Regions from separate parts of the Homo sapiens genome. Here all the other regions are linked to region 3. Evidence: chromatin contacts called from ENCODE Hi-C or POLR2A ChIA-PET data. All regions are on one chromosome and are shown on one strand. The core of a region is the stretch at or near the end of the contact, and the rest is flanking DNA. Distances in the headings are between cores, read along the strand shown. Region 1 has its middle 120 kb from the start of GCNT1. Region 2 overlaps GCNT1 (glucosaminyl (N-acetyl) transferase 1). Region 3 overlaps PRUNE2 (prune homolog 2 with BCH domain).

Evidence for each region. A loop is a pair of places that touch in the nucleus more often than their neighbours do. ChIA-PET counts read pairs that join two places held with the same protein, here RNA polymerase II (POLR2A). Pooled maps may share reads with other maps.
Region 1: a map with no recorded cell type shows a loop between it and region 3 (2.8-fold over the local background). The contact joins two enhancer-like sites. A Hi-C loop is called at or near these places in 2 of 37 single-sample maps with no recorded cell type and 2 of 50 pooled maps.
Region 2: a loop to region 3 is called in a pooled map, with 3 times the contacts of the local background. The contact joins two enhancer-like sites. A Hi-C loop is called at or near these places in 2 of 37 single-sample maps with no recorded cell type and 4 of 50 pooled maps. POLR2A ChIA-PET finds 5 or more read pairs at or near these places in 3 of 52 experiments (AG04450, H1 and activated CD4-positive, alpha-beta T cell).

What each region holds. Positions count from the first base shown.
Region 1 is chr9:76,574,920-76,577,775 of GRCh38, forward strand. No RefSeq gene overlaps it. Among named protein-coding and RNA genes, the nearest start is that of GCNT1, 120 kb to the left of the region's middle. Within about 2 kb of position 1,577, at least 9 of the 41 ENCODE cell types and tissues checked have a DNase peak (open chromatin) inside an H3K27ac peak, as active enhancers do.
Region 2 is chr9:76,471,685-76,474,384 of GRCh38, forward strand. The region is part of intron 2 of GCNT1 (glucosaminyl (N-acetyl) transferase 1); the gene reads left to right. Among named protein-coding and RNA genes, the nearest start is that of GCNT1, 14 kb to the left of the region's middle. RefSeq lists enhancers at 280-549, 900-979. Within about 2 kb of position 1,392, at least 4 of the 41 ENCODE cell types and tissues checked have a DNase peak (open chromatin) inside an H3K27ac peak, as active enhancers do.
Region 3 is chr9:76,886,033-76,888,836 of GRCh38, forward strand. All of the region lies in intron 1 of PRUNE2 (prune homolog 2 with BCH domain), which reads right to left. Among named protein-coding and RNA genes, the nearest start is that of PRUNE2, 19 kb to the right of the region's middle. RefSeq lists an enhancer at 1,731-2,327. Within about 2 kb of position 1,504, at least 2 of the 41 ENCODE cell types and tissues checked have a DNase peak (open chromatin) inside an H3K27ac peak, as active enhancers do.

The DNA.
Region 1 (2,856 bases), core at 327-2,826, 310 kb before region 3:
AAATGTGACATTTTTATAAGAAAAATATTTTGTCAGGAAATATTAATGTAATGGGAATTTTTATTAGGGCAATCCTATTATCTTTATGACTTAAAAAATTGATGTGAATAGGCTGGGTGCAGTGGCTCATGCCCGTAATCCCAGCACTTTGGGAGGCTAAGGCGGGTGGATCACTTGAGCTCAGGAGTTTGAGACCAGCCTGGCCAACATGATGAAACCCCAGTCTCTACTAAAAATACAAAAATTAGCCAGGCATGGTGGCAGGCACTTGTAATCTCAGCTACTGGGGAGGCTGAGGCAGGAGAATCGCTTGAACCCAGGAGGTAGAGGTTTCAGTGAGCTGAGATCGCGCCACTGCACTCCAGCCTGGGCAACAGAGTGAGACTTTGTCTGAAAAATAAATAAATAAAAAAATAGGCCGAGTGCGGTGGCTCACACCTGTAATCCCAACACTTTTGGAGGCCAAGGCAGGCGGATCACGAGGTCAGGAGATCCAGACCATCCTGGCTAACATGGTGAAACCCTGTCTCTACTAAAAATACAAAAAATTAGCCGGGCATGGTGGCGGGTGCCTGTAGTCCCAGCTACTCAGGAGGCTGAGACAGGAGAATGGCGTGAACCTGGGTGGCGGAGCTTGCAGTGAGCCGAGATCACGCTACTGCACTCCAGCCTGGGTGACAGAGTGAGACTCCATCTCAAAATAAATAAACAAATAAATAAAAATAAAATAATTTGATGTGAATAAAATATATCCCAATACATAGAGCTGAAAATGTGTGCTGGGGAAATAATATATGGGATGCCTGGGTGGAGGTAGGGGCAGTACACAGCCATAACATGCTAGATCCTGTGAGACCAGAACCCAGTAAGCTGATGGGGAGTGTGTTGAAGAGCTTCCAATTTAACTCAATTTGCCTGTTTAGCTGATTTCACTACTGTGAACTTTGAAACAGCAAGATTCCTCCTATGATCATATCCCCACCTCCAAATTTACTTCTCTTTATTTCATCTGTAGAAATAACCTCTGGGTTCTGATACACTTAGGAGCTTCTAGGGCTTCCCTTATCTTTACTGTCTACTGTCTAGATATGTATGGAATCTAGTTGAACTATCCCCTGTGTCAGTAAAAGAAGCTAACTAAATGGTATCTCTGGGTCTGAAGATTTCTTGATTCCTACGGCTTTCATTTACGCAAAAGGAAAGAACTTGATTTTTTTTCTGTATATTATGAATAAAATCTCATTTTTGGCGCTTTTATGAGATACTCTAATACATATTTAAATTGCTTTTCATTTATTCTTGGATTCTAGAATAATACGTTAGTAAGTACAAAACCAAACCAACAAAGAACCTCAAAACTACTAGCCCTACACTGATTACACATAAAGACTGGACTCTAACATTGCTCTGTGTTCTAAGGGGCCTGGGCTTCATTTTTAAGATTCAAGAAAAAAAGCACAAAAAGGAACCCAGCCCTTTCAAAAGAAGAAATGAGGATGAAGGTGGGGGAAGGCAGAGTTAAGCTAAATCTCCGTGCTAGAGAAAGAGCGTGTGTATTACAAGGAAGTGGTCTGTTCTAGCAGGCAGTTGGGCGATGAGGTTGAGGGAGGTGGAACAGTTGACTCATGGCTCCGTCTTGCATTTGGTTTGCTGCTAAGAGCCTTTAAAATTCTTAACTATTTCTGGGGGCTTTCTTAGCTCAGTAGTCACTGAGAGAAATGAGCTGAGCTAAGGAGTGCAAGGGGAAACAGGCTCCCTGAAGGGTGACCCAGAGGGTGTCGCTTTCTGGGCACTGGTTTTAACTGGATTGGATGACATTTGGGGATTAAGTCAGTCTCCTGGATATCTCATTATTCATCCATTTGTTCCTTTTGGAAATAGTTATTGCATACATAGGGTTTTCAGATGATTTAAACCAAAACACCAGACTCACAAAAAATTTATAGACAAAAATAATCATATTCCATTGATATGGAAAACTTATTGATGATCAGTTAAAGATGGTGGTTTCAACATCTATGTTTATCTCTGTTCTCTCCAAACATTCCAATAAAATGAAAATGGATGATTTTTTTTTTTTTTTTTTTTTTTTTTGAGACGGAGTCTCACTCTGTCGCCTAGGCTGGAGTGCAGTGGTGCAGTCTTGGCTCACTGCAAGCTCCGCCTCCCGGGTTCACGCCATTCTCCTGCGTCAGCCTCCCGAGTAGGTGGGACTACAGGCGCCCGCCACCACGCCCGGCTAATTTTTTGTATTTTTAGTAGAGACGGGGTTTCACTGTGTTAGCTGGGATGGTCTCGATCTCCTGACCTCGTGATCCGCCCGCCTCAGCCTCCCAAAGTGCTGGGGTTACAGGCGCAAGCCACCGTGCCTGGCCGATTTTTTTTTTTTTAAGGCACAAACCCATAAGGACAAAGAGACTTGGAGTGGAGGAAACACCAAGGAAAAATGGAAAGATGGAAAGCTGACGGATGAGTGTGAGCTGACCCAGCAGATTCGGTGAGGCCAACACCTAAGCTGGCAGTGAGGGAAAGTGAGTCATCCATCCTATTTGCACCACAGAACCACAAAAATGCTCAGAAATTGGGGCCACCAGGAATTTCTAAAATGAGGGTAAATGGGAAAACAGAGTCAGTCAAAAGTCTTTTTAAGAAGCAGTTAGGCCGGGCGCAGTGGCTCACGCCTGTAATCCCAGCACTTTGGGAAGCCGAGGCGGGCGGAACACGAGGTCAAGAGATGTGAAACCCCGTCTCTACTAAAAAAAAACTACAAAAAATTAGCTGGGCGTGGTGACGGGCGCCTGCTACTCAGGAGGCTGAGGCAGGAGAATGGTGTGAACCTGGGAGGTGGAGCTTGCA
Region 2 (2,700 bases), core at 142-2,641, 410 kb before region 3:
ATTTCTGACCATTTTGAGGCATGTCCTCTGTGCTGTATTCTCCTATTAGGAAAGACACCAGTTTTTGATGGTAGATGTGATTTTGCAGCATGTCAGAAGTTAGCATTATGAGGTAGATTGGTCATGCTCAGTAATATTATTTTGGGTCAAAATAAGATGTAAATTTTTTTTTCTTTTGAGACCAGTCTCGCTTTGTTGCCCAGGCTGGAGTGCAGTGGCATGATCACAGCTCACTGCTGCTTCTCCCCAGTCAGCTCAACTGGTTCTCCCACATCAGCCTCCCGTAAATATTTTTTAAAAATGGACTAGGGGCTGGGCATGGTGGCTCAGCCTGTAATGCCAGCACTTTGGCAGGCTAAGGCTGGCAGATCACTTGAGGTCAGGAGTTCGAGACCAGCCTGGCCAACATGATGAAACCTCGTCCCTGCTAAAAATTAAAAAAAATAGCCAGGTGTGGTGGCGTTCGCCTGTAATCCCAGCTACTCAGGAGGCTGAGGTGGGAGAATCACTTGAACCCGAACCCGGGAGGCGGAGGATGCAGTGAGTCAAGATCGCACCTCTGTACTTCAGCCTGGGCAACAGAGCGAGACTTTGTCTCAAAGAAAAAAAGGAAATGAGAAAAGAGAATGTGTGACTGACACCACAAAGAAATGTCAGATGTCTCTTTTGGGGTTCTGTGGGTGGCCCTCCCTCCCAAAAAAGTAGAATTGAGTGAAGGGAATGCAGTAGAGCGTGAAAGAACACATACCCACAAGGGTGAAGCTGCAGGCTCTGGTTAAAGGCAGCTTTCCACTAGATCTTGACCCTTATGCCCCAGGGCCTCAGCTTTTTCTTGAGTTACAGAGGAGGGTGCAACTTGGGGCTAGATGGACTTTTTTGTTATGGACTTGCCATATGCTCTTCTTGTAAGTTTTCTTTGTCATGTAAGTTTGAGAAATGCTGAATACCATGTCTCTGTCTTTAAATATTTACAGTAGACCTGACTGTCTTAAGGGCTAAGAAATAAGGAGCCAAACCAGCAACAGAGAATCTTGTCTTTCTTTTCTTTTCTTTTCTTTTCTTTTCTTTTTTTTTTTTTTTTTGAGATGGAGTCTCGCTCTGTCACCCAGGCTGGAGTGCAATGGCGTGATCTCAGCTCACTGCAACTTCTGCCTCCCAGATTCAAGTAATTCCCCTGCCTCATATTCCGGAGTAGCTGGGATTACAGGCGCCTGCCACCATGGCTGGCTAATTTTTGTATTTTTAGAAGAGACGGGGTTTCACCACGTTGGCCGGGGTGGTCTAGAATTCCTGACCTCAGATGATTTGCCCACCTCGGCCTCCTAAAGTGCTGGGATTACAGGTGTGAGCCACTGTGCCCTGCGACACTTGTCTGTCTTTACGTCTTTGTTTCTTGTAATTTATGGGACCACAGACTCCACCCCTAGCCTGAAGACCTAGTAATTGCTCCCAGAGCTGCTGTTTCCAGCAACACTAGATGCTTCCTGAAGTTTCTTTCAGCTCTACAATGGATGCATTGTTCTAAAAATAGTTTCTAACTATATTGACCAAGCCTATAATTTCCTCCAGAAACCTCAGCATATAACCTCTGAGTGAATTCCTGGAGAGCAGGGAGCATGTATTATTTATGTTTGTATTTTTCTCCCCAGAGCCTAGGAATCTATTTTGTATAATAGATTCTCAGTATAGAATTGAGTATATTGAAGTATTTGTTAGTAAACTGGAAATATGGATTTTCATTTTTGAAGTCTGAAAAAGTTACCCTTAGACATGAGCTCAGATTTGAACAAAAGTCAAAAAAGGGAAAATAATGAATAATAATACATTGCCAATATTAAGGGCTCATTATTTGTCAAATACAGTATAAACATGTTACAAGTTAGCTCACTTACTCTTTATAAAAACTCTAAGGTATATATGATAATTTCCCCAATGAAATTGTTTAAAGTTAATTAGTTTTTTAAAAAAACAACAAAAACGCTGAAGCTAGGAGAGGCTAAGAATTTGCTGAAGTTTGGGTTGGGGAATGATGACTCCCAGGTCTCCTGCTGGGGCAGTCCGGTTGGAGAGCTGAAATCATTGCCACTGTACTCTTCTGTGTCTCAGATGTAAACAAACCCAAGAGAAAATATTCAGGACTGGGCACAGTGGCTCACACCTATCATCCCAGCACTTTAGGAGGCCTAGGTGGATCACTTGAGCCCAGGAGTTCAAGACCAGCCTGGGCAACAGTGCAAGACCTTGCCTCTACAAAAAATATAAAAATTAGCCAGGCATGGTGGCATGTGCCTGTACTCCCAGCTACCCAGGAGGCTGAGGTAGAAGGATCGCTTTGAACCTGGGAAGTCGAGGCTGTAGTAAGCTTTGGTTACGCCACTGCACTCTAGCTTGGGTAACAGAGCGATACCCTGTCTCAGAAAAAGAAAGAAAAGAAAAGATTCAGCCACTAGTAATCAAAGAAATCACAAAGTGAAACCTTGATGATGTACCATTTTACAGTTGCAATATCGGCAAAAATAATTATACAGTATATTCATATACAGTCATTTAACATTATATATAATTAAAATGTATAGTAAATGTAGAGAAAATGGTATCCAGATGTTACTGGGGACAGTATAAGTATCGTTTATTTGGAAGGCAGACAAGAGGCACAGAAACTTACAAGTAGTGACCTAAAATCCTTATTCCTGGGAATTC
Region 3 (2,804 bases), core at 254-2,753:
AAAATTAGCTGGGCATGGTGGCACACACCTGTAGTCCCAGCTACTTGGGAGGCTGAGTCAGGAGAATCGCTTGAACCCAGGAGGCGGAGGTTGCAGTGACCTGAGATCGTGCCACTGCACTCCAGCCTGGCGACAGAGCGAGACTCCGTCTAAATTAAAAAAAAAAAAAAAAGAACTTATGCAATGCTCTTACACGTGATCATGATGAATAAATATTACATAGCATTACATTTATGAATAAACCAAGACCCAAAGAGGTTAAGGAACATACCCAAGTTCACACAGCTGAGAAGTAACTGAACTTGACATTCTAATTCCACGACCCTTGTTCTTTTCCTTTCACCTTAAGGCTCTCAGGCTCAGCTGATGGGATGTGAAACAAAAACAGTTGTCAGGCCAGAAGCCTCATTATGTTCACTAGTAAACACCCCACACAGCAGTAACCTGCATAGCTTTACCCATTTCTACCAGGACTTGTCCCTTGAAGCCAAGCCACTGACTTCCGGACAGAAGCCTGGAGGCCTCTCCTTTCTGCCCTTGCTTGGAATTTCCCAGCAAACCACACAACTTCCCCACCCAAACAAGCCCCAAATGCACTGTGTTCACCTAATAAACCAAGAACTTTATGTAACATATTTTAAAGGATTTTCACTCCACACAATGACTGAAGCGGGTGAACACACAACCTAAAAATTAATGTCTTTAAGAGAAATTGTGGCTAGTTTTTTCAAGAGGCCAGAAATTTAAGCCCCTACTTTCTGGGTTAATTTTGGTTTTATTTATTTATCTTAATAAATACATTTTTAACTCAGGAACATAAATCTGATTATCTATTGACTCTAAAACTGGTGGTTTGGGGATTCCCAATATGTTTTCCAGGGGTTGAGATATCACAGTAGTAGAAATCATCCTCATCATTAGAGCACTCACTCAAAAATTCTGATTATGTGCCAGACATAGTCTAAGAGCTTTACATATGCTGTCTAACTTTATCTTCAGAATCCCTTATGAAGGAGCGTCTTTTGTTAGTCCCAATTTATATTTCTTATATTGGGAAGAAACTAAAGCACAGAGAATTTAAAAGATCTTCCAGGCAGTCATATTCCATAAATGCTTCCCTGGTGACCTAAAGGAATTCACCTAGCTTCCCCAAACTCCTAACTTGGGACATAGATGCAGCCTGAAGTCATCCCAAATGAAAACAACCCCTGCTCAACCCTCATCTGAAGGCATAAGAGATGACTAAATAGCTACTGGAGATTTTCATTAATTGAAACTGTCCCCCAAATCTCCTATTTTTTAAGGTTTTTAATTGGTCACAATCTACCCATTGATATGGCCATCAACAGAATACAAGTGTGGTTCTGTTCAGTGTCCACCAGATGGTGAATGCTAGCTCTCACCACGTAGCAGATTGCAATATTACTTCTAATTATTAACTTTCCTTCCTGTAAATGACAATAATCCGTCCCTGCACGGTGCCATAAAACTTTCAGTGCCTGCCCATGGGCAGAGTATACTTCCCACCCCACTGCTATTGGGCTTGGCCATGTAACTTGCTTGCTGTGGCTGATGAAGAGAAAGTGGAAGTGGCTCATTCCATTTCTGAGCAGAAGCTTTAAGAACGATTACTGGAGCCTACCAACTCCCTAACTCTCTTCTTCTACCCATGAGAGCAGCATATCCCAGACAGCTGTTGCTCCTTTTGCCTACATTCCAGAATGCAGAAGGCACTTGGAGCCACAGCTAACCCTCAGCAACTTGTAACATGAGCAGGAAATAGACCTTTAATGCTGAAAGCCACCGACATTGGGGATTTTTGCTACCACGGCATAACCTAGTGAAAGACAGTTGATAAAGAACCGCACCTAAAATGATTCCTAAAACCTCTATGATGCCTGCTGACCATCCCCAAGCTAAACAAAGTTCCACAAACCACTCCGGGCTCCCCACTATGTTAAGAGAAACAGAATTCTGTGTTAAGGGAAAAGGAATAGAAAAGCACAAAAGGGCAGTAGGAAATGAAGCATGAACCAAAAACACATCAGAGAAGCACAGTGACTAAGCAACAGCCATGAACAAAGGAAGAAAGGCATGAATAATAAAGGAGGACCATAAATAACTAAGCACCACATGGAACCACGCACCACTAACAATAGGGCCGGTGGGGACAAGAAAGCAAACGCGAAGGCCATCCAGTCACAAGGACTTCTGGGAAGATGGCATCAAATAAAGAGAAGAAACATTTTAAATAATTTAGATATGGCTGGGCACGGTGGCTCACGCCTGTAATCCCAGCACCTTGGGAGGCCAAGGCAGGCAGATCACAGGGTCAAGAGATCAAGACCATCCTGGCCAACATGGTGAAACCTTGTCTTTACTAAAAATACAAAAATTAGCTGGGCGTGGTGGCGCAGGCCTGTAATCCCAGCTACTCAGGAGTCTGAGGCAGGAGAATTGCTTGAACCCGAGAGGTGGAGGTTGCAGTGAGCCGAGGTCGCACCACTGCACTTCAGCCTGGGTGACAGAGTGAGACTCCATCTCAATAATAATAATAATAACTATTATTATTATTATTATTTAGATAAAGAGAGAAAGAGACCAAAAGGTGTTGAGGGGAACTGTGAATGGTTTTGTCTTAAAAGAAAGAAAAGTTTCATTCCAACATTAAGTTTTCTGTAGGGCGAGTGGTGTGCTTTCCTCCTCCTGAGATCATTCAAAGAGCTCAGTCAGAAGCTCTGCACTCCCTAAAAGACTGCCAGTTCCTTCAGTTCTCTTCTACTTCTCCCTCCAGCCTGTTAATG